Regions from separate parts of the Homo sapiens genome. Here region 2 is linked to region 1. The links are chromatin loops, found by intact Hi-C in ENCODE. Cell type or tissue: heart left ventricle. All regions are shown on one strand. Each heading gives the region's core, and the rest is flanking DNA. Links, peaks and the distances in the headings are about the cores only. Region 1 overlaps OTOP1 (otopetrin 1). Region 2 holds the start of LOC105374359 (a long non-coding RNA gene).

Region 1 (15,945 bases), core at 4,499-12,498:
GCCAAACAGGTAGGAGAGCCCCTAAGGGTCACAGCAGCCAGTAAGCAAAGTAAAAGAGAGGGGTCTTGGTTCCAGGGTCCCCGTGGTGGATACCAAATGCACAGATGCTCAAGTCCTCTATATAAAATGGGGTAATATTTGCATGTAACCTACCCATCCTCCCATACACTTTAAGACATCTCTAGATTACTTAGAATACCTAATACAATTTAAATGCTATGTAAATAGTTGTTATACTGTATTGTTTAGAGAATAATGACAAGAAGAAAGTTTGTACATATTCACTACAGACACAACCAACCATTTTATTTTTTGAATTTATTTATTTTTATTTTTTGAGACAGAGCCTCACTGTTTGCCCAGGCTGGAGTGCAGTGGCATGATCTTGGCTTACTGCAAGCTTCGCCTCCCGGGTTCAAGGGATTCTCCTGCCTCAGCCCCCTGAGTAGCTGGGATTACAGGCACATGCCGCCATACCTGGCTAATTTTTTGTATTTTTAGTAGAGATGGGGTTTCACCATGTTGGCCAGGCTGGTCTTGAACTCCTGACCTCAGGTGATCCACCTGCCTTGGCCTCCCAAAGTTCTGGGATTATAGGTGTGAGCCACTGTGCCCAGCCTACTTTTTGAATACTTTTGATCTGTGCTTGGTTCAATCCACAGCCGCAGGTCCCTGGATACAGAGGTCGGCTGTATATACCAGGGAGTGTTCTGTATGGGATACTAATGAAGGCTATGTGTCTCAGTTACTTATTGCTATGGAAGAGACCACCCCAATACTCAGCAACTTAAAACAAAGTACATTTATGATTTCATAGTTTCTCTGACTTATGAATCCAACTACAGTTTTAGCTGAGAGTCTCTGCACAGGGCCATTCCCAGGCTGAAACTGTTGGCTGGGGCTGCATTCATTTCAAGGCTTGACTTTGCGAGAGGTGGCAGAGGATTTGTTTCCAAATCTACTCATGTGACTGTTGGCAGGATTCAGCTGTGGCTTGTTGGACTGAGGGTCTGAGTTCCTTGCTGGCTGTTGACGGGAGTACTCCCTGGGCCCCTTGCCGCATAGGGTGCTTCACAGCATGGCAGCTCTGCCACCTGTCTTACAGGAGAAGATGAGCAAGAGGGATAGCAGGTCCTTTTGCAACCTAATTTCAGAAGTGACTTCCTGTGTCTTTTGCCAAATTTTGTGAGTTGGAAGTGAGTCGTTAGGTGCATCCCACACTCAAGGGGTGGGGACTCCACAAGGGGGTGACTGCAGGAGCTGGGGATCAGTGAGGGTCATCCTAGAGGCTGCCTGCCACAGCCAGGGAGTGGAGGAAGCTGAAGAAGGCTACAGCCGGAAGCGGGAGTGAGGAGCCTGACAACTCAAGAGGTGGCACAGGGGGAGAGAACTGGGACACAAAAGAGTCTGAGAAGCAGGGAACAGTGTGTAGGTTCCGTGAACAACACAAACAAAAGTCATTGCTTTCAGTTTTGCAAACTTAATTCTCATCTAAGCCCTCTCAGACACGTGTTAGAATTCCCATCTTTCAAATGAGGAAACCGAGGCTGGGCGAGGGCTGTAGGGATGGAAAGAGTTGGATGGGTTCAGAAAGTGCTCATTCAGGATGGATTGCAGGGAAGGGTGGTTGAGGAAGTGAGCAGGATCATGGCAGACATGGATTTGGTGGTTTCTGTGGAGATGGGAAATGCCATGAGGTCTCCTTATTGTTCTGTCAGGGGTGACTCAGTCCCTGTGCATTAGGTTCAGCTCCCATGAGGCCTGGGACTTGAGTGGGGCCTCCGTGGTGGCTTGGAAGCTGCTCCCCACCACATGCCATTTTCTCTTCTCTTGCAGCTTTGGATACCTCCCGCCTTTGGCTGTCGACCTGAGTATGACAATGGATTGGAGGAGATTGTCTTTGGCTTTGAACCCTGGATAATTGTGGTCAACCTGGCCATGCCTTTTTCTATTTTCTATCGAATGCACGCAGCTGCCTCCCTCTTTGAGGTCTATTGTAAGATATAGTCTGGGTCCACAAGAGACCTAGGAGTGAGCTAACAAGAGTTCATTGGAGCCAACTAGGAGTGGCCAGGTTGGGCAAATATTGCCTGACAAATATGAGAAGGGCCACCTTTTGTCTGCAAAGATTGTGCTTCCTGTGGGCTGGAACTGCCCATCACCCCTGATGAATGTAAACAAGTTAGATCAAAATCCATGAGGTGGCTGGAATCTGTCCTTGGTTAGTTAAATGCTAATCAAGCCCAAATTATTTTATTTCCTTCTAAATGATTTAGAAGAATGTGATTCTGGCTTGGGAAAAAATCTATCCAGTTTGTTTTTCATAAAAAGCATTTTCTTTGTGTCATTTATCATGTGACTCCATACAACCTTTTCCTGACCACCTGCATAGTAATTTACACTTTAAAAATTTATCCTTCTCAAAGCCTATGAATTTAGACACAATCACAATGAGTTTATATTGTTTCTGAATAGGTTTAATTTCTTGAAGTTATTTTTATCATCTGGATAGAAATTTGTGTACAGACCAATATAAAAACATATTTCTTACCTGAAATGTTGACACATTTTTGTGATCATTTTCAAGTATTTTTAAAAGGAAATTTCACTATTCTCTCTTTCACTGTAAACACTTACATGTTTATTGTAAAAAATTTGGATATTTCAGAAAAGTAGAGAGAAAAAGTCACCTATGATGCCATTGTTCAATTAACAATTACTTTTAATATCTTGGTGTATTTCTTCCAACCATGTTGATGAGATTCTTTTTATTGTCATTATTATACCTTTGAATGATGATGTAACATATTTGATTTTGTATTCAGTTATTTTCCCACTTAACAATATGGCATAAACCTTGCCCCCATATTGTTATAAATTCTTTATAAATATCATTTTAATGCTGTATGATAGTCTATCAAGTGAATGTACCTTAATTAACATAGTTTCCTATGGTTGGTTTTACAGTGTTTATAACTTTTTGCTTTTATAAGTAACTCTGAAAAATCAACCATATTTGTGAAGCATTTCCTATATTTAGAATTGCTTCTTTAAGATATGAAATTACAATTAGGATGCCTAGCCCAAAGATTAAGATTATAAATATTTCAAAGGTGCCTAAGGAATATTGACATTTGGGAGGACTTTGTATAGTTTTTCCATAGCTATTTTAAAATAATAATAAAATTAATTTTCTTACTGTAAGTATTAAAGTGAATATGTTTTCATTTGAGTGTATTTTTTTCAGACAGTGCAGGCAATGGGACAGTAATAAATACAAAGTTTTTTTTAATATGACTAAAGTACACTTATTTTAGAAAAAACTAAAAAATAGGCATATATACTAAAAAACAAAGGAAAACATCATCTATACATGTCCCATCTAGAGAATCGGTTCTCCACCTGGGGACCTTGTTCCTTGAGGGGACATTTAGCAATATCTGAGGACATTTTTTAATATTTATTTTTTATTAAAATTAAAATAAATCTAAATTATGCATAATATTTGTACATACTTACAGGGTACATGTGATATTTTGATATAAACATATAATAAGTAATAATCAAATCAGGGTGACTGAGATATTCATACCCTAAAGTATATATCTTTTTTTGTGTTAGGAACAACGTAATTTCACTATGTTTGTTACTCTAAAATATACAATAAATTATTGTTAACTATAGTTGCGCTTTCGTGCTACCAAACACATTTTTGATTGTTACACTACTGCACCCATGGATACGGCTAACACCCTACAACATACAGGACAGCCCCACCACAAAGAGTCTTTGGGCTGATTGTCAATGGTGCTGAGGTAATCTAGAGGTAACTGCTGTTAAGTATTAGTACATGCACACAGGCTGGGCGTGGTGGCTCACACCTGTAATCCCAATACTTTGGGAGGCTGACGCGGAAGGATCGCTTGAGGCCAAGAGTTTAAGACCAGCCAGGGAACACAAACATAGTGAGACCCTGTCTGTACAAAAAACAAAACAAAACAAAACAAAAAACCCATTTGCGGTGGAGTATGCCTGTAGTCCCAGCTACTCATGAGGCTGAGTGGAGAGGATCACTTGAGCCCAGGAGTTTGAGATTGGGTAGTGAGCCAAGATCGTGCCACTGCATTCTAGCTTGGGTGACACAGCAGGACCCTGTCTCTAAAAAATAAAAATTAAAAAAAATTATATATATATATTTATTTTTATTTTTTTGAGACGGACTTTCACTCTTGTTGCCCAGGCTGGAGTGCAATGGCATGACCTTGGTTCACTGTAACCACCGCCTCCTGGGTTCAAGCGACTCTCCTGCCTCAGCCTCCGAAGTAACTGGGATTACAGATGCCTACCACCACGCCCAGCTAATTTTTGTATTTTTAGTACAGACAGGGTTTTACCATGTTGGCCAGGCTGGCCTCGAACTCCTGACCTCAGGTGATCCACCCACCTTGGCCTCCCAAAGTGCTGGGATTACAGACGTGAGCCACTGCAACCAGCTGATAATTTTTTTTTTTTTCAAAAGTATGCATACACCCACACCCACATGAAGGGGGTGGTTTTTATATATACTGCGTTTGTATGTAACTTGCTTTTTTCCTCTTGATACACCAGAGTGCTTCTTCCCTGTTTTGGGTCCCAGGCATCGACGCTCTGGCTTTAGTGTGCCTGAGACTCATCTGGGGAACTTGGTAGGATTCCTGCCCTCCAATATGGAAGTTCAGATTCAGTCTGGAGGGGGGCCCGGAAGTCTGCACTTTCATGAGTATCTCAGGGGATGCCAATTCCCTTTGAGAAGCATCTCCTTGGGAGTCCATGGACCACAAGCTAGGACTCCTGAGCAAGTTTCCTTGACATTGTATATCCATGTGCAGTATGATTTTGGGTGGCTTTAAAGTACACTCCATGGAAGGATGTACCATTCCTTATTTTTTCAAACCGTGATGTTGGACATTTAGAGATATTTAGGTGGTTCCTTTTTTTTGGTGCTACTGTAAACAATGCTATGGTGATCATCTTTGTAATTGAGTCTTTGAGGTCAGTGACAAACTGTCCTCTGGAGTGATTTACGCTGACTCAGCAGTGACTGAGTGGGAATACCGGTTTCCTCATTTTGGTTGGCATTACCTTTACCCCCATTCTAAGCACATTAGAACAGCCCTGAGGCCTCAGCTTTGGGTTTTGGGCTCTGCCAAGGAGAAGAAAAGGAGCCATCATTATGCTGGGAATGATGGATCCAGGTTGTGGGGATGCTATTGTGGACACATGGCAGCATCAGAGCTTGGAAAAGCCTGCATGGCTGGCTGCGCTCAGCGTTTCCAAGAAAGGATCTAAAGATGGATGAAGCATCTCTTATCCTCAACAGGCAGCCTCAGGGATGGCTATTTCAGCCAGGTGCTTTTTACCTCTAAGTAATTAAGCATCCTGATTCAACCAGCCTAGGTGGCAAGGAAAATTTACTATCTTAATGCCAAGGCAATTTGCCAAAGAGGAACCAGAATGTGCAATACACAAGTGTTAAGGTCTCAGGGATTAATACACGGAATACAAATTGAAATAATAATGAGTTACTACTTCCCATTCATTAGACTGGCAAGAGTTGGCAAGAAGTGAAAGAAAGACCCATATATACTGCTAGTGGGAGCGTAAATGAATAAAATCAGATTGGACAGCAATTGGCAATATTGACTAAGGCTGGAGGTACACATTCCTTATGAGCTAAGAATTCTGTTCCTTGGCATGTGCTCCAGAGACAGCCTCACACCTGTGTTCAGGAATGTGCACTCAGCATCACTTGTAATTAGGAAAATGGAAAACAGCCTAAATGCCTGTCAATTAGGAGTGCAGATAGGCACACCAGGGACTATTTCCATGATGGACTATTTCACAAAAGGAAAAAATGAACACAAGAGAATTCAGGTATCAACATGGATAGTCCCCCAAAACAATGTTGAATGAAACATTAAGTAGCGCAGGCATATAATTGGTATGATACCATTAATATGATGTCTAGGAACAAGCAAAACAATCCCTGATATTGCTGGGGGATATGTCCATATGCAGTAAGATTACAAACACACCTGAAGAAAGAATGCACGCCAAGTTCAGCGTAGTGAGAAGGGGAGGGGCTTGGAACCAGCAACTGATTTCATGCTGTGTCTGAAATACTTTTTCTTAAGCAAAGAGGTATTCATTATGTTTTCTCTGCACTCTTAAAACGTACTCTTTAAATATACTTTTAATGTATTTTAAAGAAACTTTAAATGAGATATTTCATAATACAAGTATTTGAGAGCAAGAAAAAAAGAAAGTCCATACAAGGAAGATGAACTTAGACACAGCTACCCAAGCAGGTAAATTTCCAGCATTCATCCATCATTGTTGAGAGATGGGTGTCAAAGCCAGTGGTGTTCTGTTCTCCTTGGCAGGTAAATCCCCAAGGTGGGGTAGCTCAATGCAATTAGCTGGTAAGATCACCGGACTCACTCTTCCACGGACGCCTCTGTGCACATTAGGAAACCTGACATTGGTTTGCCTTCCAATGTCGCTATTTGCTGTGGGGACAATGCCCCGGGCACACATATTATCAGGACAACCTGCAATGGACTGGATGTTTGTTTCCCCCTTAAATTCATATATTGAAGCTTAATGGCAATGTGGTGGTATTTGGAGGTGGGGTCTTTGGGAGGTAATGAGGTCATGATGGTAGGACCCTTGTGAATGGGATTAGCACCTGTAAGAGGGGGCCAGAGAGCTTGTGCACTTCTTTTCTGTCATATGAGGATGCAATGAGAAGACAGCTGTCTGTGACCCGGAAGAGGGCCCTCACCAGAACCCGACCATGCCAGCACTGGCACCCTGATCTTGGGCTTCCAGCCTCCAGACCTGTGAGAAATAAATGCCTGTTGTTGATTAGCCACTCAGCTTGTGCTGTTTTATTGTAGCAGCTTGCACTGAGTAAGTTATTCCCTTACCTGCTGTAACCGTATACAGGAGGGGCCTGTGCATTTGGTAGCTTGGGTTCTTCCCTGAGCCTGTGAAACTCAGATTTGAACTCATTTATTTTGGGTGCCATGACTCTTGTCGAGGCAGGGTGGAAGGGCACGGGCACGGAGCCAGATATCCAGGGTGACAACAGGCTCCCATGGTGCCTGAGTGTGCATTAAAAAAGCACCCCTTCCACAAGACTGTCGAACCAAACCCACCAGCATCTTCCTACCTGCCCATGCGCGGGAGGCAAATTAGACCTGTTTGTCTCCCCACCACAAATGTCGGCCAAAAGTTCCAACTGGAAAATGCTTGCTATTACCTTCCAGTTGCACGACCCTCTCAGCTAACGAAGCCCTTCTCGCATCCATCTCCCTCCACGCCTGCCTGTGAAGTCCCAGCTCACAGATGACCTGGTTAGGTAAGCACTGTTATTTTGTTTGAACAGAGGGAACCTTTGGATCACATGTACATAGCTAGTCAGTGGCAGCATTTGGTTCCTCATGCCGGTTTTAAAAACTCCATTGCCTTTTCTTTTCATTAGTCATATCATCTTATGAAGAAAGTCAACTCAGTAAAAATATCCTTCAAACAATAGCTCAGGGATATGCGTACAGAACAATCTAGTCAGCTGACAGAATATCTGGCTTTTCATCCAGTTATAAAATGCTGCACTTTGCTTAACATGGTGAAGAGTGAAAGCTGCTAACAGCTGGTTTCTTTCTCCAAAAATGTGAGCCCTGCTATGGGAGAGCGCAACCAGCAGGGGGCGCCAGCGCCTTTCCCTGAACTTCAGGGCAAGCTTGAGACCGGGGTACCTGGAGGGTGGGCAGTGGCCTCAAGGTACCAAACGAATGGGTGGGCGCAAGGTGTGCTGATTGGACTCCATTGGCTGCGCTGGGTTCCCGTAGCGTATGTGAGAGATACCTGTCACCACTTCCCGGCTAAGACCCAGCCAGTTCCAGCAAGGACGTTCCCTCCACCGGACCCACCAGGACCCACTCCCTGCAGGGCACTCTGGTCCCTCTCAAGAGGCTTTGGAGGAACTTGGGGGTTACAGGGTGTTCCCCTGATGGGAGAGTCCCTGGCATGCTGGGTGTGAGTGGGACTGAGTTGGGTGGGGGAGGCTGGGGAAGCTGGCTGGGAGGGCACTTGTGCTGGGTGTGATGGGGGAATGTAGGCGATGTTAGTTCCTCCTAAGAGTAGCCACCAAGAGGACTCTGGGGAGGGAGAGATGGGCACAGTGTTTTAACCCACAAATGGGAGGGTAATTCTGGCATGGTGGTTTCAGCAATGTTAGTAACACACGGACCACCATAACCATGATAGTGAAGCTACATGTCTGAAAAATGTAAATCAAATCAAGTCACCTGCTAAAAACGTTTCAGTATACAGAATTTTGCTGAAAGGTCAAGTTTCCAAGAGACTTTCAAAGATGTTAAGTGAGGACATACTGTACATCAAATTCATATCCTCTCCCGGAGTTCACGTGGAATTTCTTTATAAACTGCTTCTAGAGAGTCTGTTTAGGCAGGTTGTGTGTAGAGATCCGCGTCACCCGTCCTCAATCTTGGCTTTGAGTGAAATCACCTGCGGAGCTTACAAACGATGAGGCCTGGGTCTCGTTACATGAAATTCTGATTTCCTTGCACGTGTGTGAGTATGTGGGTTTTTTTTTTGTTTGTTTTTTGTTTTTAAGCACCAGAGGTGGTTCCAATGATGAAATTTTTAGAGGAATCAAGCTCCAATGAGTAAGAACAGAAGTTAATAGTAATATATCTTCAAATATGATTTTCAAATGCATTGTCCATCAACACTACACAAACGTTTATTATGCTGTTTTTTCTTACCGTTTAGCATTTCCTATTTTTTTCTTTTTCTTTTCTTTTTTCTTTTTGTGTGTGTTGAGGCAGAGTTTCACTCTTGTTGCCCAGGCTGGAGTGCAATGGCATGATCTCGGCTCACTGCAACCTCTGCCTCCCGTATTCAAGCGATTCTCCTGTGTCAGCCTTCCAAGTAGCTGGGATTACAGGCATGGGCTACCACGCCCGGCTAATTTTTTTTTTTTTTTTTGTATCTTTACTAGAGACAGTGTTTCTCCATATTGGTCAGGCTGGTCTTGAACTCCCGACCTCAGGTGATCTGCCCACTTCCACCTCCCAAAGTGGTGGGATTACAGGCGTGAGAGACCGCGCCCAGCCACCACTTAGCATTTTCATTTTACGTTTGTCGAAGTTATACATTTAGACACACATTGATTGCTGCTTTGTTTTACACTTGCATATACATAAAATGGGAAATAGAAAAGAATAAAATGGGCACAGTATCCCTGAAGTTTCACATTCCGGGACATTTTAAAAATATTTGCTTTTTAGAAATTGGTTTCAATTAAGAAACTGTGGTATACACACACAATGAAGTATTATTCAGCCTAAAAACGATTAAAATCCTCTCCACTGCAGACAAAATGGATGAGATTGCAGGTGTGTATTGTAAGTGAAACAAGCCAGGCACAGAATGACAAATATTTCATGTCCTCACTTATATGTAGGAACAAACAAGAAAATCTTGGCCAGGTGTGGTGGTTCAGGCCTGTAATCCCAGCACTTTGGGAGGCCGAGTCACACGGATCACTTGAGGCCAGGAGTTCAAGACCCACCTGGCCAACATGGTGAAACCCCGTCTCTCCTGAAAACACAAACAATTAACCCGGCGTGGTGACAGGTGCCTGTAGTCTCAGCTACTCAGAGGGCTGAGGCCCAAGAAGTGCTTGAACTCGGAAGGTGGAAGTTGCATTGAGCCCGGATTGTGCCTGTATACTCCCACCTGGGCAACAGAAAGAGACTCCATCACACACCTACACACAAAAGGAATCTCAAGAAGGCGGAAAGTATAAAGGTGGTTTTCCTTTATACTTGAAAAGGCTTTTCACTAGGAAGAAAACGGGTGGGATGGGGAAGGAAGAGAAGTGGATAATTGGGTCCCAAAATACAGAAAGATGGAATAAGTGAGTTCTAGTGTTTGATAGCACAGTATGAAAATTTTAGTTCACAAGAATTTCTTGCATATTTCCAGATGCTTTGGTAAGAAGCTTCCTAACTTTCTCATTATGCTGGTTTGTAAGCTATTCTCTTTCTGTTCTTGAAATCGTGCTGCTTTCTTTCTTTTTTTTTTTTTTTTTTGAGATGGAGTTTCACTCGTGTTGCCCAGGCTGGAGTGTAATGGTGCAATCTTGGCTCACCGCAACCTCTGCCTCCTGGGTTCAAGCGATTCTCCTGCCTGCACCTCCCGAGCAGCTGGGATTACAGGCATGCCCCAGCACGCCCAGCTAATGTTGTATTTCTAGTAGAGATGGGGGTTTCACCCTATTGGTCAGGCTGGTCTTGAACTCCTGACCTCAGGTGATCCACCCGCCTCGGCCTCCCAAAGTGCTGGGATTACAGGCATGAGCAACCGTGCCCGGCCCATGCTGTATCCTTATCTGTCATCTGTCGTTGTTTGCTTGTTTTGGAGCCCAGAAATAACTTCTCACCTATATGCTCAAATGACTTTTAACCTGAGTGCTAAGAAAGTTCATTGGTGGAAAAGCAGCCTTTTCAAGAAATGGTGTTGGAGAAACTTGATTTCCACATGCAGAAGAATGAAGGTGGACCCTATGTCACACCAGGTGCAAAAATTAACACAAACTGGATCAAAGACCTAATCCCAAGCGCTAAAAGTATACTATGCCTAAAAGAAAACATTGGTCACACTTTCATGACATCAGATTGGGCAATGCTTTCTGGGATCTGACACCAAAAGCATAGGCAACAAGAGAAAATTAGATTCCTTGGATTACATCTAAATGACAGGAACTTTTGTGCATCAAAAAACACTGTGAATTGATTGAAAAGATAACCCACGGATTAGGAAAAGTATTTGCAAATCATCTATCTGGAAAGAGGCTGATATCCATCCTATGTAAAGAACAGCTAGAGCTAAACAACAAGAAACCCAAAGCATCCCATTAACCATGGTCAGAAGACTCGAGTAGCCGTGTCCCTAAAGAAGATATAGCAATGGCCAATAAGCATCGAAAATGATGTTCAAAATCACTAATCATAGGGAAGCACAAATCAAACCAAGAATGTGATACCACAAGTTAGGAAGGATATGATAAACAAACAAGCATTGGTGAAACTAGAGGGAAGTAGGAATGCTCGAATATGACTGGAGGGAATGCAAAATCGTGAAGGAACAGGGAAAAGAGTATGGCGTGTACTGGAAAAAGTAGAAACAGAATTATCAGATGATCTCACAGATGCACTTGTGGGTACCTACCAAAAAGAATTAGAAGCCAGGAGTGGAAGAGATATCTGTACAGCCATATTCATAGCAGCATTATTCACGACAGCCAAAATGTGGAAGCAACCCAAGGGTTCGTGGACAGATGAATGAAAAAGCACACTGCAGTTCCTTCATACAGTGGAAGACTATTCGGCCTTCAAAAGGCAGGCACTTCTGGCCGGTGCGGTGGCTCACGCCTGGAATCCCAGCATCTTGGAAGACCGAGGTGGGTGGATCACCTGAGGTCAGGAATTCAAGACCAGCCTGGCCATCTTGGTGAAACCCTGTCTCTACTGAAAATGCACAAAATTAGACGAGTGTGGTGGCGTGTGCCTATAGTCCCTGCTACTCGGGAGGCTGAGGCACAAGAATCGCTTGAACCCGGGAGGCGGAGGTTGCAGTGAGCCCAGATTGTGCCACTGCACTCCAGCCTGTGCGACAGAGTGAGAATCCATGTAAGCACAAAACAAAACAAAATCAAACAAACAAACAAACAAAAAAACCCCCGAAAAACCAGACAGGCACTTCTGACACAGGCTGCAACACGGATGAACTTTGAAGACATTATCGTCAGTGAAATAAATAAATCCCAAAAGGATAAACACAGCCAGGCTCAGTGGCTTGCACCTGTAACCCCAGCACTTTGGGAGGCTGAGGCAGGCGGATCACTTAAGGTCAGGATTTCGCGACCAGCCTGGCCAATATGGGGAAAGCTCATCTCTATTAAAAATACAAAAATTAGCTAGGCGTGGTGGCACACGCCTGTAATCCCACCTACTCGGGAGACTGAGACACAAGAATCACCTGAACCCACAATGTGGAGGTTGCAGTGAGCCGAGACCAGGCCACTGCACTCCAGCCTGGGTGACAGAGAACGACTCTGTCTCCAAAACAACAGCAACAAAAAAAATTAAACACAGTATAATTCCACTTATATCAAGGGTCTAGAGTAGTTAAACTCATAGAGTTGCTAAATAGAATGGTGGCCCCCAGGGGTGGGCGAGAGAGAGGAACGGAGAGTTTGGTTAATGGGCGTAATTTCCATTTTGAAAGATAAAACTGTTCTGGAGATGACGGCAGCGATGGTTGCTAAACAATGTGAATGTACTTAATGTGATTAAACTGTAAACTGAGAAATAGTGGAAATTGTCAATGTTGATACTGGCCATTCTATATGAAATAAAATATATTTATAATTTTTAATATTTATACGTGGTATATTTTCCCATCATAAAAGCTGAAAATGAAAGCAGTTGGATCTTTAAAAAGAAAAGAAGGAAGCGAATAATCCACACAAACTTTCTCCTGATGAGAGGAAGAACCCCAAAGCTTCTATGGACACTCACTTTTCTCTTGTTCTTCATGCAATATTGAGGAAATCCTTAGAGTTTGGGGAACATGGGTGACTTTGGCTAATGAGGAGCTCTGTGCCTTGAGCCCCCCAGGCCATAGAATAGTAAATAGTCAGTCTGTGCCTCCAGCCCTGCAGTGTGAGATTCCAGTACTGTGGGCTCCACACCCATCACCTGTATCAGGAGGCTTCTGTCTCACCCTGTCTTCTTGCCAGCCTTGAGGATGGAGTCTGAGCCTCCAACGTGCACCCCGCAGGGAGGACAGTGGACCTGTTCTCCGTGGTCATGGCCCAGCCGAGGGGAAGGGCGGTTCAGTGAGTGCTGAGGGATGGTCGGGAGCCTTGTTTGGTTTCCTCCTCCTCAGGACAAACAGGAGAGTGTGGTGGGCAGATGGGAGGAGACCAATGTGCAAACTGTTAGCTCAGCAGAGTGTGGAGATTCTGTTCTTGGTTGTGGTGGGGGGTCTCTCTCAGAAATCTTCTTTAAAATTTTGCTTTCCTCTCCCACTGGTTGTCCTTTTCATAGACATCTCACCCATGATAGCAGGGAATGAGTCCCTCTAAACTGTTCCCTCAGAACAACAAAAAGATGATGAAGGTGATGATGAGGATAGAGGATCATGACAGACACCATGGCATCATGAACCCTTAACTGAGGGCTTCCTAAAGGACAGGCTCTGAGCTCTGTGCTCTATGCAGCTTGTTTCATTTCATCTGCGTAGTCTCCCAGTTATGAGTGCACATTTCATGATGATTTTACAGACAAGAAAAGGAGCAACGCATTTTCATAGAACTTGCACCAGATCTTGAAGTCAAAAAGGGTGAAGTCCAACTTGAACCAGGCAGTCTAAGGCCAGACACATGGCATTTGGCCAGTCCTCTCCCTGCATCCAACCTGCCCTCTCAAATCCTTGTCACTCAGGACGATGCCCCTGCTCACTGTGCCCTTCCCTTTGGGGGTTCCTTGGAGACCACAGCTAGACCAGTGGGTGCCACAATCACTGTGTCAAAGATTCCAGAAAGAATTGGCACAGGATCATTCGGGACGCATCTCTCCCTTGCCCCTGTTCCTGGCTTTCCTTACAGCTCTCGACTTCCTCAAAGGAGTCATCAATTCGGAGTTTGGCTTCCATTCCTATTGAGGAAGCTGGAAACCAGTTCAAAAATGCTCCTCTGATGTGCCTGTGGTTAAGACCTCTGAGCTCTGCTTAAAACATTTTGAAGCTGGGCGCGGTGGCTCACGCCTGTAATCCCAGCACTTTGGGAGGCTGAGGCAGGCGAATCACAAGGTCAGGTGTTCAAGACAAGCCTGGCCAACATGGTGAAACCCCGTCTCTACTAAAAACAGAAAAAAATGAGCTGGGTGTAGTGGCGAGCGCCTGTATTCTCAGCTACTGGGCAGGCTGAGGCAAGAGAATAGCTTGAACCTGGGATGCGGAGGTTGCAGTGAGCCGAGATCACTGCACTGCACTCCAGCCTGGACTCAGCACTCTCATCTGAGTTGATTTCTAGTTGATCCAATGGAAGCGAGCGATGATTAAACAGATCGTGGGTGCCCGCTGCGTGATCTCTATGTGATGGATGCATAAAGTCAAGGCAAAGTGAATTTTAGATACATTCGTTAATATTTTAAGCTTCAACTCCACACAATTCAACAGAAATATCCCCTGAGCCAAAGTTCTGGTTTCCCTGCATTCCAGACAGGACATTTTATTTTGTCCTTATCTCAGTAAGTACTGAGTATTGTGAGGAACAAGTGAGTCTCTTTTGTTTCTGATTCCCCAGAGCCGATATCTTGCTTGGCACATAGGAGATAGCAAAAGTAACAATCGATGTGAATTATTGAATTGACGCTTCCTTGGTTCACAAAAATTGGCTGTCATCCGTGTGACTTCGACTTACTTGATTCTTTTTGTTGTTTGTTTTTTGAGACGGAGTTTTGCTCTTGTTGCCCAGGCTGGAGTGCAGTGGTGTGATGTCGGCTCACTGTAGCCTCTGCCTCCCAGGTTCAAGCCATTCTCTTGCCTCAGCCTCCTGAGTAGCTGGGACTACAGGCGCATGCCACCATACCGGGTGACGTTTTGGTATTTTTAATAGAGGCAGGGTTTCACCATGTTGGCCAGGATGGTCTTGATCTCCTGACCACGTGATCTGCCCTCTTCCGCCTCCCAAAGTGCTGGGATCACAGGCGTGAGCCACGGCGTCCGGCCAAACTTTCTGATGAGAACTCCAAGTCCACCTAAGCTAAGGACAGGAGTTATAGCTTCCATGAATTTTAAAACAAGACCCACAGATTGGAGGAAGCAATTACTCTCTTGAAAGAGAAAAGTCAGAAAACGTAATGACGAAATCACTAGGACCTAACTGGCATGTGGAACTATTTTCTGCTGAGGAACTATCAACTTTCATTTCATTTCCAGATGGCATGGTCTCAGCTGTTATACAGTGTTTACAAATGTTCTACATCAAGGGAATTTGTATCAATCTTTTCGAATCAAATAAAATATTTGAGTTCTTAATTTCCTTTAATTAGGATAACCATTTTCTTAAAGTGAAGAGAACGGTTTCATTACATATTTTTCTTCGGAAAACATAGGCTGTATTTTCTAGCAATTACGAATTTGTTAGATATGATGATCTGGTTCTTGGAACATTCTTGAATCTAGTGTCTCTAAGGCAGGTGTGTACAGCAAGTGAATAGCACAGAAATCAATGAAGAAAGCATGAGAAGACAATTGAGTTTGTCAGAACTGCAAAATATTGCTGAGTGGATTGCTCTGAAATCTGAAAACATGACTTGTGAATTGCTTCTATCCAAAATGCAGACACAATGCTGGGTGTTGGTTTACTTGTTTCCGATTTTTCAACCCTCTTTTCTAGGCAAAAGGTGTCCAAACTCTACAGACCCACAGAATGTAACGGATGTCTCTCGATTCCTCCTCCTCAAACTCTCAGAGGATCCAGAACTGCAGCCGGTCCTTGCTGGGCTGTTCCTGTCCATGTGCCTGGTCACGGTGCTGGGGAACCTGCTCATCATCCTGGCCGTCAGCCCTGACTCCCACCTCCACACTTCCATGTACTTCTTCCTCTCCAACCTGTCCTTGCCTGACATCGGTTTCCCCTCCCCCACGGTCCCCAAGATGGTTGTGGACATCCAATCTCACAGCAGTCATCTCCTATGCAGGCTGCCTGACTCAGATGTCTCTCTTTGCCATTTTTGGAGGCATGGAAGAGACACATGCTCCTGAATGTGATGGCCTATGTCCGGTTTGTAGCCATCTGTCACC
Region 2 (15,945 bases), core at 4,445-12,444, 200 kb after region 1:
GCAATGGGGAGAAGGAGAAAGAGAATATATTTGTGACCTAGATTATTTTCCTTAGTTTTGAGAGAATGTTCGGGTCTCCTGGGTCTTCTAGCCCAGTATTTATTTTTATTTTTTATTTATTTATTTATTATTTTTTTTAGATGGAGTCTCACTCTGCCACCAGACTGGAGTGCAGTGGTGCGATCTCGGGCCACTGCAACTTCCGTCTCCCAGGATCAATCTATTCTCCTGTCTCAGCCCCCCAAGTGGCTAGGACTACAGGTACCTGCCACTTCACCCAGATAATTTTTTTTTTTTTTTTTGAGACCGAGTCTGGCTCTGTTGCCCAGGCTGCGGTGCAGTGGTGCAATCTCGGCTCACTGCAAGCTCCACCTCCCAGGTTCATGCCATTCTCCTCCCTCAGCCTCCCGAGTAGTTGGGACTAAAGGCACCTGCCACCACGCCCGGCTAATTTTTTTGTATTTTTAGTAGAGGCAGGGTTTCACCGTGTTAGCCAGGATGGTCTCGATCTCCTGACCTCATGATCTGCCCGCCTCAGCCTACCAAAGTAGGCATTACTGTAATCAAGGATTACAGGCATGAGCCACTGTGCCCAGCCGCACCCAGCTAATTTTTGTATTTTTTGTAGAGATGGTGTTTCACCATGTTGATCAAGGCTGGTCTCGAACTCCTGATCTCAGGTGATCCGCCCGCCTTGGCATCCCAAAATACAAGGATTACAGGCATGAGCCACCACACCCTGCCTATTTTCCTTAGTTTTCAGAGAACCTTTGTGTCCCCTGGGTGTTCTAGCCCAGTATATCTCAAACTTTGCTGCACCGAGGACCTTGTTGAAATGCAGGTTCTCATCTGGGAGGCTCAGTGGGCCAGCAAATCTGCATTGGTTTAGGAAGCTCACCCTGAGTATCAAGCTTCAGTGAGGACCAGGCAGTCCCCTGCCTGCCAACCCCCTCTCAGCTGGGCTTAACTCTCGCTCTCTCCTGCCAGGGTTCCTCCCCTCAAAATAGGAGCTATTTTCAAAAAGTCTCTTGGAAAAAAAGCCCTGTTTTAAAATTGGGGTGTTCAGGATTGGCCATCTGCTCACCATGGGGTTTTAAGACCTTTGCCCAGACCCCTGCAACCAACTTAGAACTGACCTCTTTACTCTTGAAGGCCCGACTCCACACCATATTAAATTCATTAAAATCCACCCCCATTACAGGCATATCTCAGGCATCACGCCCTCAGAACGGAGTTGCAGCTGATCCCTTGACAGTGTTGTAAAGCATTAAACATGCGTTCATTTCAGCCTTGCAGTTTGCACATTTAGCAGCCAATTGTCTTGGGTCTAAAGCATTCATGTCCAAGCATTGTTATGGGCCCCAGACACTATGCTTCCCAGCCTCAATGGCCTCTGCAATGCTGGTTCCTACTGCCCCACCCCTGGGTTCTGGCCGGCTAGCCCGCGCCACCTCACTGCTCCCCCATTCAAGTGTGCCTTAAATGTGTGGTTTCCAAACTCATCTACACTTTAGGGTCACCTGGGATTTTTTTTTAAGTCTTCCAAAACCCAGGCCACACCGAAGAACAATTGAACCCTAACCTCCGGAATGGGACATAGCATCCGTTTTTTGTTTTGTTTTGTTTTTGAGACAGGGCCTCGCTCTGTTACCCAGGCTGGAGTGCAGTGGCACAATCATAGCTCACTACAGCCTCCAACTCCTGGGCTCAAGCAACACTACCACTTCAACCTCCACGGTAGCTGGGATCACAGGCGGGCACCACCACGCCTGGCTAATTTTTAAATTTTTTATAGAGACAGTATCTCCCTATGTTCTCCAGGCTCGTCTCAAACTCCTGAGCTCAAGCGATACTCCCGCCTCAGCCTCCCAAACTGCTGGGATTATAGGCATGAGCCACCATGCCTGGACATCAGCATCTGTATTTTTTGAAGCACAGATGAGTTTGGGAACTACCGCCCTAGACTGAGCTCGGTTTCCTAGCCCTGTCTGACCGTAGGATTCGGCTGGGCTGCTTCTGAAAACAGAGCTCCCCAGGCTTCTTCCCAGGTAATTCTGATTCATTAGGTCTGGGTTGGGCCCCGGAATGTGCGTTTTTTATGAGATCCCTCTGGATGAATCAGGCTAAAGCCAGTTTGGGATCTGAGACCTTGGAGATCATTCCCCAGCCTCCCTCCTAACCCAGTTCCCAGCTTGGCCCACCTCACCCAGGCTGTGTCACCTCTGACTTCGTAGATTACACCTGAGAGGGAAGCCCCAGCCATCACAATGTGAGAATATTTTACAATGACCAGGATATGCCAAATACATTTTAAAACTCATTCAGGATTAGCGTTCACCTTAAACTTGACAGACTCTGAGAACGGGCTGGCCACGTGCTGTGCACAACCCTTAGTGCTCTTCTGTGACTAATATTTGGATAATTGATAGTTGGAAGCTCAGGAAGCCTCTCTCTCTCTCCGAGGGGTCGAAGTTAACTTCCTTATTTCTGAGGTAGGGAAGAAAATGAGGATGTTCTGCCTTTTGCCAGACTGAATACTGTCCTCCAAAAATTCACATTCACCAGGAATCCCAGAATGTGGCCTTATTAGAAAATAGGGGCAAGACATGGTGGCTCATGCTTGTAGTCTTAACACTTTGGGAGGCTGAGGCAGGAGGATCACTTGAGGTCAGGAGTTCAAGACCAGCCTGGCTAGCATGGCAAAACCCTGTCTCTACTAAAAACACAAACATTAGCTAGGCATGGTGGCATGCACCTGTAATCCCAGCTACTTTGGAGGCTGAGGCTGAAGAATCACTTGAACCCAGGAGGCAGAGTTGCAGCGAGCTGAGATTGTGTCACTGAACTCCAGCCTGGGCAACAGAGCAAGGCTCCATCTCAAAAAAAAAGAAAAGAAAATAGGGTCACTGCAGATCTAATTACAAAGAGGTCATATTGGAATAGCGTGGACCTTAAATCCAGTAATAATGGCATCCTCATGGAAAGATAAGAAGAGACAGAGACACACAGGGGAGAAGGCCACGTGAGAATGAAGGAAGAGAATGGAATGATGTGGCCACAAGCCAAGGATTGCCAGCAACCACCAGAAGCCAGAAGAGGCAAGGAAGGATTCATCCCTAGAGCCTTCAGAGGGAGCACGGCCCTGCCCGTTTCAGACACCAAGCTTCTGGAACTGGAGAGAATGACTTTCTGTTGTCCTGAGCCACCCATTTGGGGAACTTTGTTAGAACAGTCACAGCCAGCTCATGTGCTCCTGAATGCATCTCAGGCATTAATAAGCACTGTCTTGGCCAGTCAGGGTGGCTCACCCCTGTAATCCCAGCACTTTGGGAGGCAGAGGTGGGTAGATCACCTGAGGTCAGGAGTTCGAGACCAACCTGACCAACATGGAGAAACCCCATCTCTACTAAAAATACAAAAATTAGATGGGCGTGGTGTTGTGCACCTGTAATCCCAGCTACTTGGGAGGCTGAGGCAAGAGAATCACTTGAACCCTGGAGGCAGAAGTTGCAGTGAGCCGAGATTGCGCCATTGCACTCCAGCCTGGGCAACAAGAGCGAAACTCTGTCTCAAAAAAAAATAATAAGTACTGTCTTGACTGTGGTCATCAAAAATATTTGATGAAGGGTTAGCTAGAAAGCCTGACCCTTTCACAGATGGACGGAAGGGCCAAAAGAAAATAGATTGTTTGCAGTGGGGCAAGAAGGATAAGAATCCTATGGAAAGAAAAACAGAGGGATTTGTTTAGTGAGCGCTGGGGAGAGACATTTGTTTTCTTGCTTAAAAAAGAAACACAGGTGGGGTGCGGTGGCTCAAGCCTTAATCCCAGCACTCTCGGAGGCCAAGGTGGGTGGATCACCTAAGGTCAGGGGTTTGAGACCAGCCTGGCCAACAACATGAAACCCCATCTCTACTAAAAAGACAAAAACAAAAGAAAGAAAGAAATTAGCCAGACATGGTGGTGAGCGCCTGTAATCCCAGCTACTCGTGTGGCTGAGGCAGAGAACCACTTGAACCTGGGAGGCAGAGGTTGCAGTAAGCCAAGATGGCATCGTTGCACTCCAGCCTAGGAAACAAGAGTGAAACTCTGTCTCAAACAAAAAAAAGAAAGAAAGAAAGAAAAAAAAAACATAGTTTTAAGTCCACTCAGTGGAGTTTAAAAATACATTCTCGTTGCACAGTGCTTTTGGAATCTTTTCTAAACTTCTGTTGCACATGATCTAATTTGATCTTCATAGCAACTCCCTGAGGTGGATAGGGCAGGCCTTTCTGAACACCAATTTTCTACTTTGCATTAAAAGAACGGAATTGGCTGGGACCAGTGGCTCATGCCTATAATCCCAGCACTTTGTGATACAGAAGGGAAGTGCTCGGAAGGGAAGAATGTGGTCCCTTTAAATGATATGGAAGTGAGGAAGGGAAGTACTGGGTAGAGGAGGGTGTGGTCCCTGGCTAGGGCTTCACCACAGGGCCTGTGCCCATGGACCTAGGTGAGGACAGGGATTTTTGTTTTCCCGCCCAAATGTTGCATTTCCCAAGACCACCCTGGCTGCCACACCCCCATTCTGTGCCTATAAAAACCCTGAGACCCTAGCAGGCAGACACACAGGCAGCTGGACTTCGAGAGGAGCACATCAGCGGAGGAACACAAGGGCGCTGGACATCAAGAGGAACGCACCAATGGGCACCGGCACACCGCAGGCCACTGACTGCAGAACAACGCAGTTTGGCTGGGACAGTCAGAGAAGAGTCAGGCCACTCGCCCGAATCCAGGGGTAAACCACCTCCCTTCTGGCTCCCCCATCTGCTGAGAGATACTTCCACTCAATAAAACCTTGCGCTCTCACGCCTGTAATTCCAGCACTTTGGGAGGCCGAGGCGGGCAGATCACGAGGTCAGGAGATCCAGACCATCCTGGCTAACACAGTGAAACCCCATCTCTACTAAAAATACAAAAAAATTAGCCGGGCGTGGTGGTGGGTGCCTGGAGTCCCAGCTACTCGGGAGGCTGAGGCAGGAGAATGGCATGAACCCGGAAGGCGGAGCTTGCAGTGAGCTGAGATTGCACCACTTTCGGTACACCAAGGCAAGAACCCCAGGACAAAGAGAGCCCTCTGTCCTTGCAATAAGGCGGAGGTCTAATTGAGCCGACTAACACAAGCTACCTACAGATGGCTAAACTAAAAGAACACCCTGTAACACACGCCCACTGGTGCTTCAACTATAAACATTCACCCCTGGACACTGCCATGGGGCTCGCTGCCTGTCTGCATGCTCCCCTAGAGGTTTGAGCAATGGGGCACTGAAGACCCCATCTCTACAAAAAAAAAATAAGTAAACAAAAAAAAACCATTAAAAATTAGCCAGCTGTGGTGGCACACACCTGTAGTCTCAGCTACTCAGGAGGCTGATGCGGAAGGATTGCTTGAGCCCAGGAGGTTGAGGCTGCAGTGAGCCAAGATTGAACCACTGCACTCCAGCCTGGGCGACAGAATGACACCCTGTTTCGACAACAACAAAAAGAATGGAACAAAATCACTTCTCAAATAGCTAGCAGAGGCAGATCTGGTTCTCAAATGCAGGTTTTCCAGGTTTCAATTCTTGTTTCTAGCAGTATTACGGAGAAACATGATCACTAATACATAAAGGAGAGGAGGATTCAAGTTCTGATGAAAAGATGGTAAAGAGAGGAGTTAGTTGACTAGGAGTGACTAGGAATGGGAAGAAAACGCATGACACTACTTACAGGAAAGAAAAGTAAGCATAGAGGTGACTGAGCGGACAGAAAGGACTTGGGAGAAGCGTGTTTGTCCCCGTCTCTGCATTTTTTACCTTGCTTTAGTAACTTCCCTGATGACTTGGATGAATCTTCTCTTCCAGGGCACCTAGTGTTCCCTTTCTGTCCACTTCTCCTTTCCCAGGGCCCATACAGTCTGGGAAAGCATGCTCTGCAGGCTTCTCATATCTTTCCTTCCTTAATCAGCCCCTAGCGTCTCTACATAACCCATATACACCTGGAGTTCCACATGTCCCAGTCTTTGCACTGCAATGAATTCAAAGAAAGGTAGGCTCTAGCTGGGTGCAGGGGCTCACACCTGTAATCCCAGCACTTTGGGAGGCTGAGGCAGGCGGATCACTTGAGCCCAGGAGTTCAAGACCAGGCCTGGCCAACATGGTGAAACCCCATCTCAACTAAAAATACAAAAATTAGCTGGGCTTGGTGGTACATGCCCAGTAGTCCCAGCTTCTGGGGAGGCTGAGGCAGAAGAATTGCTTGAACCCAGGAGTCAGAGGTTGCAGTGAGCTGAGATCGTGCCACCGCACTCCAGCAGCCTGGGCAACAGAGCAAGGCCCAGTCTCAAAAAAACACAAAGACAAAACTAAACCAAAAAAAAAAAAAAAGGGCACACACAAACACACACACAAAAACAAAGGTAGACTCCAATAGGAAAAATTCACTCAAAAGCAATTCAAATAATTATTCAGTCAACCCAGTTCTATCTCAGTTCTTTATTATATATATAAACTTATTCTGTCCAGATTCCCTAGTTTTCTTTTTCTTATCTTTTTTGTTTTCTTTTGAGACAGGGCGTCACTCTGTCACCCAGGCTGGAGAATAGAGGCACGATCATGGCTCACTGCAGCCTCAACCTCCTGGGCTGAAGTAGTTCTCCCACCTCAGCCTCCCAAGTAACTGGGACTACAGGTGCATGCCACCATGCTCAGCAACTTTTTGTATTTTTTGTAGAAACGGGGTCTCACTATGTGGGCCAGGCTGGTCTTGAACTCCTGGACTCAAGAAGTCCACCTGCCTCAGCCTCCCAAAGTGCCAAGATTACAAGCATGAGCCACTGCATCTGGCTGATTCCTTGGTTTTCTTTTTCTCTTTGCCCATTGCCTGGATTCCATAAGCAGAAGGAAAACCCAGGGGCTGACTTTGTAGGCAAGACTCTTTCCTCTTCAAAACATAAATTGGTTCAAGTGGTAACAAAACTGAAACATGTTTATAACTTAACATCTTTTCTTCCTAGCCCTTCAATCTCCTGAGCAATGAGAAAAGTTACTGGGTTCTTTATTTGTGTAGGGAAAAGAGAGATCAGACTGTCACAGTGTCTATGTAGAAAGGGAAGACATAAGAGACTCCATTTTGAAAAGGACCTGTACTTTAAACAATTGCTTTGCTTAGATGTTGTTAATTTGTTGCTTTGCCCCAGCCACTTTGACCCAACCTGGAGCTCACAAAAACATGTGTTGTATGAAATCAAGGTTTAAGGGATCTAGGGCTGTGCAGGACATGCCTTGTTAACAAAATGTTTACAAGCAGTATACTTGGTAAAAGTCATCGCCATTCTCTAGTCTCAACAAACCAGGGGCACAATACACTGTGGAAAGCCGCAGCGACCTCTGCCCTTGAGAGCAAGGTATTGTCCAAGGTTTCTCCCCATGTGATAGTCTGAAATATGGCCTCATGGGATGAGAAAGACCTGACTGTCCCCCAGCCCGATACCCGTAAAGGGTCTGTGCTGAGGTGGATTAGTAAAAGAGGAAAGCCTCTTGCAGTTGAGATGGAGGAAGGCCACTGTCTCCTGCTTGCCCCTGGGAACTGAATGTCTCAGTGTAAAACCCGATTGTACATTTGTTCAACTCTGAGATAGGAGAAAAGCTGCCCTGTGGCAGGAGGTGAGACATGTTTGCAGCAATGCTGCCTTGTTATTCTTTACACCACTGAGATGTTTGAGTGGAGAGACACATAAATCTGGCCTACGTGCACGTTCAGGCATAGTACCTTCCCTTGAACTTATTTATGATATAGATTCTTTTGCTCACATGTTTTTTGTTGACCTCCTTATTATCACCCTGCTCTCCTACTACATTTATTTTTGCTGAAATAATGAAAATCATAATCAATAAAAACTGAGGGAACTCAGAGGCCGGTGCCTGTGCAGGTCCTTGGTGTGCTGAGTGCCGGTCCCCTGGGCCCACTGTTGTTTCTCTATACTTCGTGTCTTATTTATTTTCTCCGTCTCTCATCCCACCCGACTAGAAATACCCACAGGTGTGGAGGGGCAGGCCATCCCTTCATCTGGTGCCCAATGTGGGGCCCTTCTCTAGGGTGAAGGTACCTTAAGAACGTGAGCATTGAGGACAGCCAACGAGAGATTCCCGAGTACATCCACAGTCAGCCTTGAGGTTAGCTTGTGCGCTCGGAGGAATCCAGGGTAACAATGGGGCAAACTGAAAGTAAATATGCTTCTTATCTCAGCTTCATTAAAATTCTCTTAAGAAGAGGGGGAGTTAAAGTTTCTACAGAAAATCTAGTTACGCTATTTCAAGCAATAGAACAATTCTGCCCATGGTTTCCAGAACAGGGAATTTTAGATTTAAAAGATTGGGAAAAATTGGCAAAGAACTAAAACAAGCAACTAGGGAAGGTAAGATCATCCCACTTACAGCATGGAATGATTGGGCCATTATTAAAGCAACTTTAGAACCATTTCAAATAGAAGAAGACAGCGTTTCAGTCTTTGATGCCCCTGAAAGCTGTGTAATAGATTGTGAAGAAGAGGCAGGAACAGACTTTAAGAAAGGAATGGAAAGTTCACATTGTAAAACTGCAGTAGAGCCTGTAATGGTTCGGTCAATGCAAAATGTTGACTATAATCAATTACAGGAGGTAATATATCCTGAATCATCAAAATTGGGGGAAGGAGGTCCAGAATTATTTGGGCCATCAGAGTTTAGACCACGATGGCCACCAACCCCTTCTCCCGCGGTTCAGATGCCTGTGATGTCACAATCTCAAATGCCAATCCAGGCACAGTATCCGCAATACCAGCCAGTAGAAAATAAACCCAACCATCGGTAGTTTATCAACACCAGCCGCCAGCCGTATTTCAGTATCCGCCGTCTCCAGAGGTTCAGTATGGATCTCAGGCAGTGCGTCCTGTGCCAAATAGCAAGGCACTATATCAACAACCCACGGCGATGGCGTTTGATCTTACAGTACCACCTAGTGGACAAGATAGTGCACTGCATGAGACCATTGCTACAGCCAGAAAACAGGGAGATCTTGAGGCATGGCAATATCCGGGAATGTTACAAACAATGCCGGCCGGGAAAGGGAGTCAAGCAGGAGCGTCTGTCTGAACTGAGACCAGATATGAATCTTTCACCACAAAAATGTTAAAAGATATGAAGGAAGGAGTTAAACAATATGGACCTAACTCTCCTTATATGAGAACATTATTAGATTCCATTGCTCATGGAAATAGACTTATTCCTTATAATTGGGAAATTTTGGCTAAATCTTCCCTTTCACCCTCTCAGTATCTACAGTTTAAAACCTGGTGGATTGATGGGGTACAACAACAGGTATGAAAAAATCAGGCTACTAATCCTGTTGCTTATATAGATGCAGACCAATTACTAGGAACAGGTCCAAATTGGGGCACTACTAACCAACAATCAGTAATGCAAAATGAGGCTACTGAACAACTAAGGGCTATTTGCCTCAGGGCCTGGGAAAAGATTCAGGACCCAGGAACCTCCTGCTCTGCTTTTAGTTCAATCAGACAAGGCTCTAAAGATCCATATCCAGACTTTGTGGCAAGGTTGCAAGATGCAGCTCAAAAATCCATTGCAGATAATAACGCCCGAAAAGTTACTGTGGAAATAATAGCTTATCAAAATGCAAATCCAGAGTGTCAATCAGCCATAAAGCCATTAAGAGGAAAGGTTTCAGCAGGAGTTGATGTAATTACAGAATATGTGAAGGCTTGTGATGGGATTGGAGGAGCTATGCGTAAGGCAATGTTATTGGCTCAAGCAATTACAGGGGTTGCTTTAGGAGGACAAGTTAAAACATTTGGGGAAAAATGTTATAATTGTGGTCAAATCGGACATCTAAAAAAGAATTGCCCAGGCTTAAATACACAGAGCAAAAAAAAAAAAAGAGCCACCTGGCCTGTGTCCAAGATGTGGAAAAGGAAAATATTGGGCTAAGGAATGTCGTTCTAAATTTGATAAAAATGGACAGCCATTGTTGGGAAATGGGAAGAGGGGCCAGCCCCAGGCCCCGCAACAAAGTGGGGCATTCCCGATTCAGTCATTTGTTCCTCAGGGTTTTCAGGGACAACAACCCCCACAGTAATACCACCATTTCAGGAAATCAGCCAATTACAACAATACAACAATTATCCCCTGCCACAGCAGGCAGCACTGCAGTAGATTTATGTTCTACTCAAATGATTTCTTTACTCCCTGGAGAGCCCCCGCAAAAGACTCCTACAGGGGTATATGGCCCGCTGCCAGAAGGGATGTTAGGCCTTATTTTAGGAAGATCTAGTCTAAATTTGAAAGGAGTTCAAATTCATACTGGGGTAATTGACTCAGATTATAAAGGGGAAATTCAGTTAGTGATCAGCTCTACTGTTCCCTGGAGTGCCAATCCAGGTGATAGAATTGCTCAATTACTGCTCTTGCCTTATATTAAAATTGGGGATAGCAAAACAGAAAGAACAGGAGGGTTTGGAAGTACCAACCCTGCTGGAAAAGCTGTTTATTGGGCTAGTCAGCTCTCAGAGAATAGACCTGTGTGTACAGTTACTATTCAGGGAAAACAGTTTGAAGGATTAGTGGATACTGGGGCTGATGTTTCTCTCATTGCCTTAAATCAATGGCCAAAAAATCGGCCTAAACAAAAGCCTGTTACAGGAATTGTTGTTGTGGGCACTGCCTCAGAAGTGTATCAAAGTGCCAGGATTTCACATCGTCTAGGACCTGATAATCAAGAGAGTACAGTTCAGCCTATGATTACTTCTATTCCAATTAATTTACGGGGCCAAGACTTATTAGAACAGTGGCATGCAGAGATTACTATTCCAGTCTCTCTATACAGCTCCACGAGTCAAAAAATCACGACTAAAATGGGATATCTCCCTGGCAATGGACTAGGGAAAAATGGAGAAGGCATTAAAGTTCCAATTGAGGCTAAGGGAAATCCAGAAAGAAAAGGACTAGGGTATCCTTTTTAAGGGTGGCCACTGTAGAGCCTCCAAAACCCATTCCATCAACTTGGAAAAGAGAAAAGCCTATATGGGTAAATCAGTGGCCACTACCAAAACAAAAGCTGGAGGCCTTACACTTATTGGCAAAAGAACAATTAGAAAAGGGACATATTGGGCCTTCATTTTCGCCTTGGAATTCTCCTGTGTTTGTAATTCAGAAAAAATCAGGCAGATGACGCATGCTAACTGATTTGAGAGCTGCTAATGCAGTAATTCAACCCATGGGGCCTCTCCAACTTGGGCTGACCTCTCCAGCCATGATCCCCAAATATTGGCCTTTAATTATAATTGATCTGAAGGATTGCTTTTTTACCATTCCTCTGGCAAAACAGGATTTTGAAAAATTTGCTTTTACTATACCAGCCATAAATATTAAAGAACCAGCCACCAGCTTTCATTGGAAAGTGTTGCCTCAGGGAATGCTTAATAGTCCAACTATTTGTCAGACTTTTGTAGCTCAAGTTCTTCAACTAGTTAGAGACAAGTTTTTAGACTGTTATATCATTCATTATGTTGATGATATTTTGTGTGCTGCAGAAATAAGAGACAAATTAATTGACTGTTACACATTTCTGCAGACAGAGGTTGCAAACGCAGGCCTGACAATAGCATCTGATAAGATTCAGACCTCCACTCCTTTTCATTATTTGGGAATGCAGGTAGAGGAGAGAAAAATTAAACCACAAAAAGTAGAAGTAAGAAAAGACACATTAAGAACATTAAATGACTTTCAAAAATTGCTAGGAGATATTAATTGGATTTGGCCAACTCTAGGCATCCGTACTTACGCCATGTCAACTTTGTTCTCTATCTTGAGAGGGTATCCAGACTTAAATAGTAAAAGAACATTAACTCCAGGGGCAACTAAAGAAATTGAATTAGTTGCAGAAAAAATTCAGTCAGCACAAGTAAATAGATCACTTAGCCCCACTCCAACTTTTAATTTTTGCTACTGCACATTCTCCAACAGGCATTATTGTTCACAATACATATCTAGTGGAGTGGTCATTCCTTCCTCACAGTACAGTTAAGACTTTTACATTGTACTTAGATCAAATGGGTACATTAATTGGTCAGGCAAGACTACGAATAGTAAAATTGTGTGGAAAAGACCCAGATAAAATCATTGTTCCTTTAAATAAGGAACAGGTTAGACAAGCCTTTATCAATTCTGGTGCATGGAAGATTAGTATTGCTGATTTTGTGGGAATTATTGATAATCATTACCCAAAAGCAAAAATCTTCCAGTTTTTGAAATTGACTACTTGGATTTTACCTAAAATTACCAGACAAAAACCTCCAGAAAATGCTCTGACGGTGTTTACTGATGGTTCCAGCAATGGAAAAGCGGCTTACACTGGGCCAAAAGAACGAGTCACTGAAACTCAATATCACTCAGCTCAAAGAGCAGAATTGGTTGCTGTCATTTCAGTGTTACAAGAATTTAATCAGCCTATTAACATTGTTTCAGATTCTGCATATGTAGTACAGGCTACAAAGGATGTTGAGACAGCCCTAATCAAATATAGTGTGGATGATCAGTTAAATCAGCTGTTTAAATTGTTACAACAAACTGTAAGAAAAAGAAGTTTCCCATTTTATATGGCTCATATCCGAGCACATACTAATTTACCAGGGCCTTTAACTAAGGCAAATGAACAAGCTGACTTGCTAGTATCATCTGCCTTCATGGAAGCACAAGAACTTCATGCCCTGACTCATGTAAATGCAACAGGATTAAAAAACAAATTTGATATCACATGGAAACAAGCAAAAAATATTGTACAACATTGTGCTCAGTGTCAAGTCTTACACCTGCCCACTCAAGAGGCAGGAGTTAATCCTAGAGGTTTATGTCCTGATGCATTATGGCAAATGGACGTCACACATGTACCTTCATTTGGAAAACTGTCATTTGTCCATGTGACAGTTGATACTTATTCACATTTCATATGGGCAACCTGCCAGACAGGAGAAAGTACTTCCCATGTTAAAAGACATTTATTATCTTGTTTTGCAGTCATGGCAGTTCCAGAAAAAATTAAAACAGATAATAGGCCAGGATACTGTAGTAAAGCATTTCAAAAATTCTTAAATCAGTGGAAAATTACACATACAACAGGAATCCTTTATAATTCCCAAGGACAGGCCATAATTGAAAGAACTAATAGAACACTCAAAGCTCAATTGGTTAAACAAAAAAAGGAAAAAGACAGTAAGGAGTATAACACTCCCCAGATGCAACTTAATCTAGCATTCTATATTTTAAATGTTTTAAATATATATAGAAATCAGACCACTACTTCTGCAGAATAACATTTTACTGGTAAAAAGAACAGCCCACATGAGGGAAAACTGATTTGGTGGAAAGACAACAAAAACAAAACTTGGGAAATAGATAAGGTGATGACATGGGGGAGAGGTTTTGTTTGTGTTTCACCAGGAGAAAATCAGCTTCCTGTTTGGGTACCCACTAGACATTTGAAGTTCTACAATGAACCCATCAGAGATGCAAGGGAAGGCACCTCCGCAGAGACAGAGAACCCGCAATCGAACATCATCGACTCGCAGGGTGAACAAAATGGTGATATCAGAAGAACAGATGAAGTTGCCATCCACCAAGAAAGCGGGGCCACCGACCTGGGCCCAGCTAAAGAAGCTGACACAGTTAGCTGAAAAAAGCCTGGAAAACACAAGGGTAACACAAACTCCAGAGAATATGCTGCTTGCAGCTTTAATGATTGTATCAACGGTGGTAAGTCTCCCTATGTCTGCAGGAGCCGCTAGAGCTAACTATACTTACTGGGCCTATGTGCCTTTCCCACCCTTAATTCGGGCAGTCACTTGGATAGATAATCCTATTGAAGTATATGTTAATAACAGTGCATGGGTACCAGGCCTCACAGATGACCGTGGCCCTGCCCAACCTGAAGAAGAAGGAATGATGATAAACATTTCCATTGGGTATCATTATCCTCCTATTTGCCTGGGAAAAGCACCAGGATGCTTAATGCCTACAATCCAAAATTGGTTGTTAGAAGAACCTACTGTCAGTGCCACCAGTAAATTTACTTACCATATGATAAGTGGAATGTCACTCCGATCACAAATGAATAATTCACAGAATTCTTCCTATCAAAGATCATTAAAATTTAGGCCTAAATGGAAACCATGCCAGATGAAATTCCAGAAGAATCAAGAGACCCAGAAGTCTTAGTTTGGGAATAATGTGTGGCTGATACTGCTGTGGTACTACAAAACAATAAATTCAGAATTATTATAGACTGGGCCCCTCGAGGCCAATTATATTATGACTGTATGGGCCAGACCCACTCATGTTCACAGGCTCCATCTGTCTGGCCCACTAATCTGGCCTACGATAGTGATTTAACTAAAAGGCTAGACCAGGTTTATAGAAGGCTAGAAACACCCTATCCATGGAAATGGGGTGAAAAGGGGATTCCATCACCCCGACCAAAGTTAGTCAGTCCTGTTGTTGGTCCTGAACACCCAGAATTATGGAAGCTCACTGTGGCCACGTACCACATTAGAATTTGGTCTGGAAATCAAGTTATGGGAACAAGAAATCATAAGCCATATTATACTATTAACCTAAATTCCAATCTGACAATTCCTTTGCAAAGTTGTGTAAAAGCCCCTTATATGCTAGTTGTAGGAAACATAGCTATTAAACCAGATTCCCAAACTATAATCTGTGAAAATTGTAGATTGTTTACTTGTATTGATTCAACTTTTGATTGACAGCATGGTATTCTGTTAGTAAGGGCAAGAGAAGGCGTGTGGATCCCTGTGTCCATGGATCGACCGTGGGAGGCTTCTCCATCCGTACATATCTTAACAGAATTAGTAAAAGGAGTTCTAACTAGATCTAAAAGATTCATTTTTACTCTGATTGCAGTGATTATGGGTCTTATTGCAGTCACAGCTACTGCTGCGGCTGCTGGAATTGCTTTACACTCCTCTGTTCAAACTGCAGAATATGTGAATAATGGGCAAAAGAATTCCTCAAAATTGTGGAATTCTCAGACTCAAATAGATCAAAAATTGGCAAATCAAATTAATGATCTTAGACAAACTGTTATTTGGATGAGAGATAGGCTCATGAGCTTGGAATATCTTTTTCAGTTACAGTGTGACTGGAATACGTTAGATTTTTGTATTAGACCTCGAGCCTATAATGAATCTGAACATCACTGGGACATGGGTAGACGCCATCTACAAGGAAGAGAAGATAATCTTACCTTAGATATTTCTAAACTGAAAGAACAAATTTTTGAAACATCAAAAGCCCAGTTAAATCTGGTGCCAGAAACTGAGGCAATGGTAAAAGCTGTTGATAGCCTCACAAATCTTAACCCTATCACTTGGGTTAAAACCATTGGAAATTCCACTATTGCAAATTTTGTACTAATTCTTGTATGTCTGTCCTCTCTATTGTTAGTCTACAGAGGTATATCCAGCAGCTCCGGAGAGACAGCGACTAGCGAGAATTGGCCATGATGACGATGGAGGTTTTGTCAAAAAGAAAAGGGGGAAATGCAGGGAAAAGAAAGAGAGATCAGACTGTCACAGTGTCTATGTAGAAAGGGAAGACATAAGAGTCTCCATTTTGAAAAAGACCTGTACTTTAAACAATTGCTTTGCTTAGATGTTGCTAATTTGTAGCCTTGCCCCAGCCACTTTGCTCCAGCCACTTTGCCCCAGCCACTTTGACCCAACTTGAAGCTCACAAAAAAATGTGTTGTATAAAATCAAGGGTTAAGGGATCTAGGGCTGTGCAGGACATGCCTTGTTAACAAAATGTTTACAAGCAGTATACTTGGTAAAAGTCATCGCCATTCTCTAGTCTCAACAAACC

The links. Hi-C counts contacts between places; a loop is a spot of excess contacts. Peaks named below come from ENCODE experiments on the same cell type or tissue, not always from the same donor. Only the 100,000 strongest peaks of a DNase experiment are listed, where the experiment ranks them.
Region 2: a loop joins it to region 1, with 14 times the contacts of the local background. A loop is called at or near these places in 4 of 110 quality-filtered maps.

Annotation. Positions count from the first base shown.
Region 1 is chr4:4,174,865-4,190,809 of GRCh38, reverse strand. It overlaps OTOP1 (otopetrin 1), which reads left to right. Exons shown (of 6, transcript NM_177998.3): 6 at 1,837-2,084. The coding sequence ends at 2,007. It also overlaps the pseudogene OR7E43P. Among named protein-coding and RNA genes, the nearest start is that of OTOP1, 44 kb to the left of the region's middle. In heart left ventricle, for the core only: a CTCF peak has its summit at 7,760 (motif pointing right); no DNase peak of the experiment used is centred there; H3K27me3 peaks cover 1,772 bases.
Region 2 is chr4:3,978,047-3,993,991 of GRCh38, reverse strand. It overlaps LOC105374359 (a long non-coding RNA gene), which reads right to left and starts at 5,420. Exons shown (of 3, transcript XR_925070.3): 1 at 5,384-5,420. In heart left ventricle, for the core only: CTCF peaks have their summits at 8,851 and 9,057 (motif pointing left); no DNase peak of the experiment used is centred there.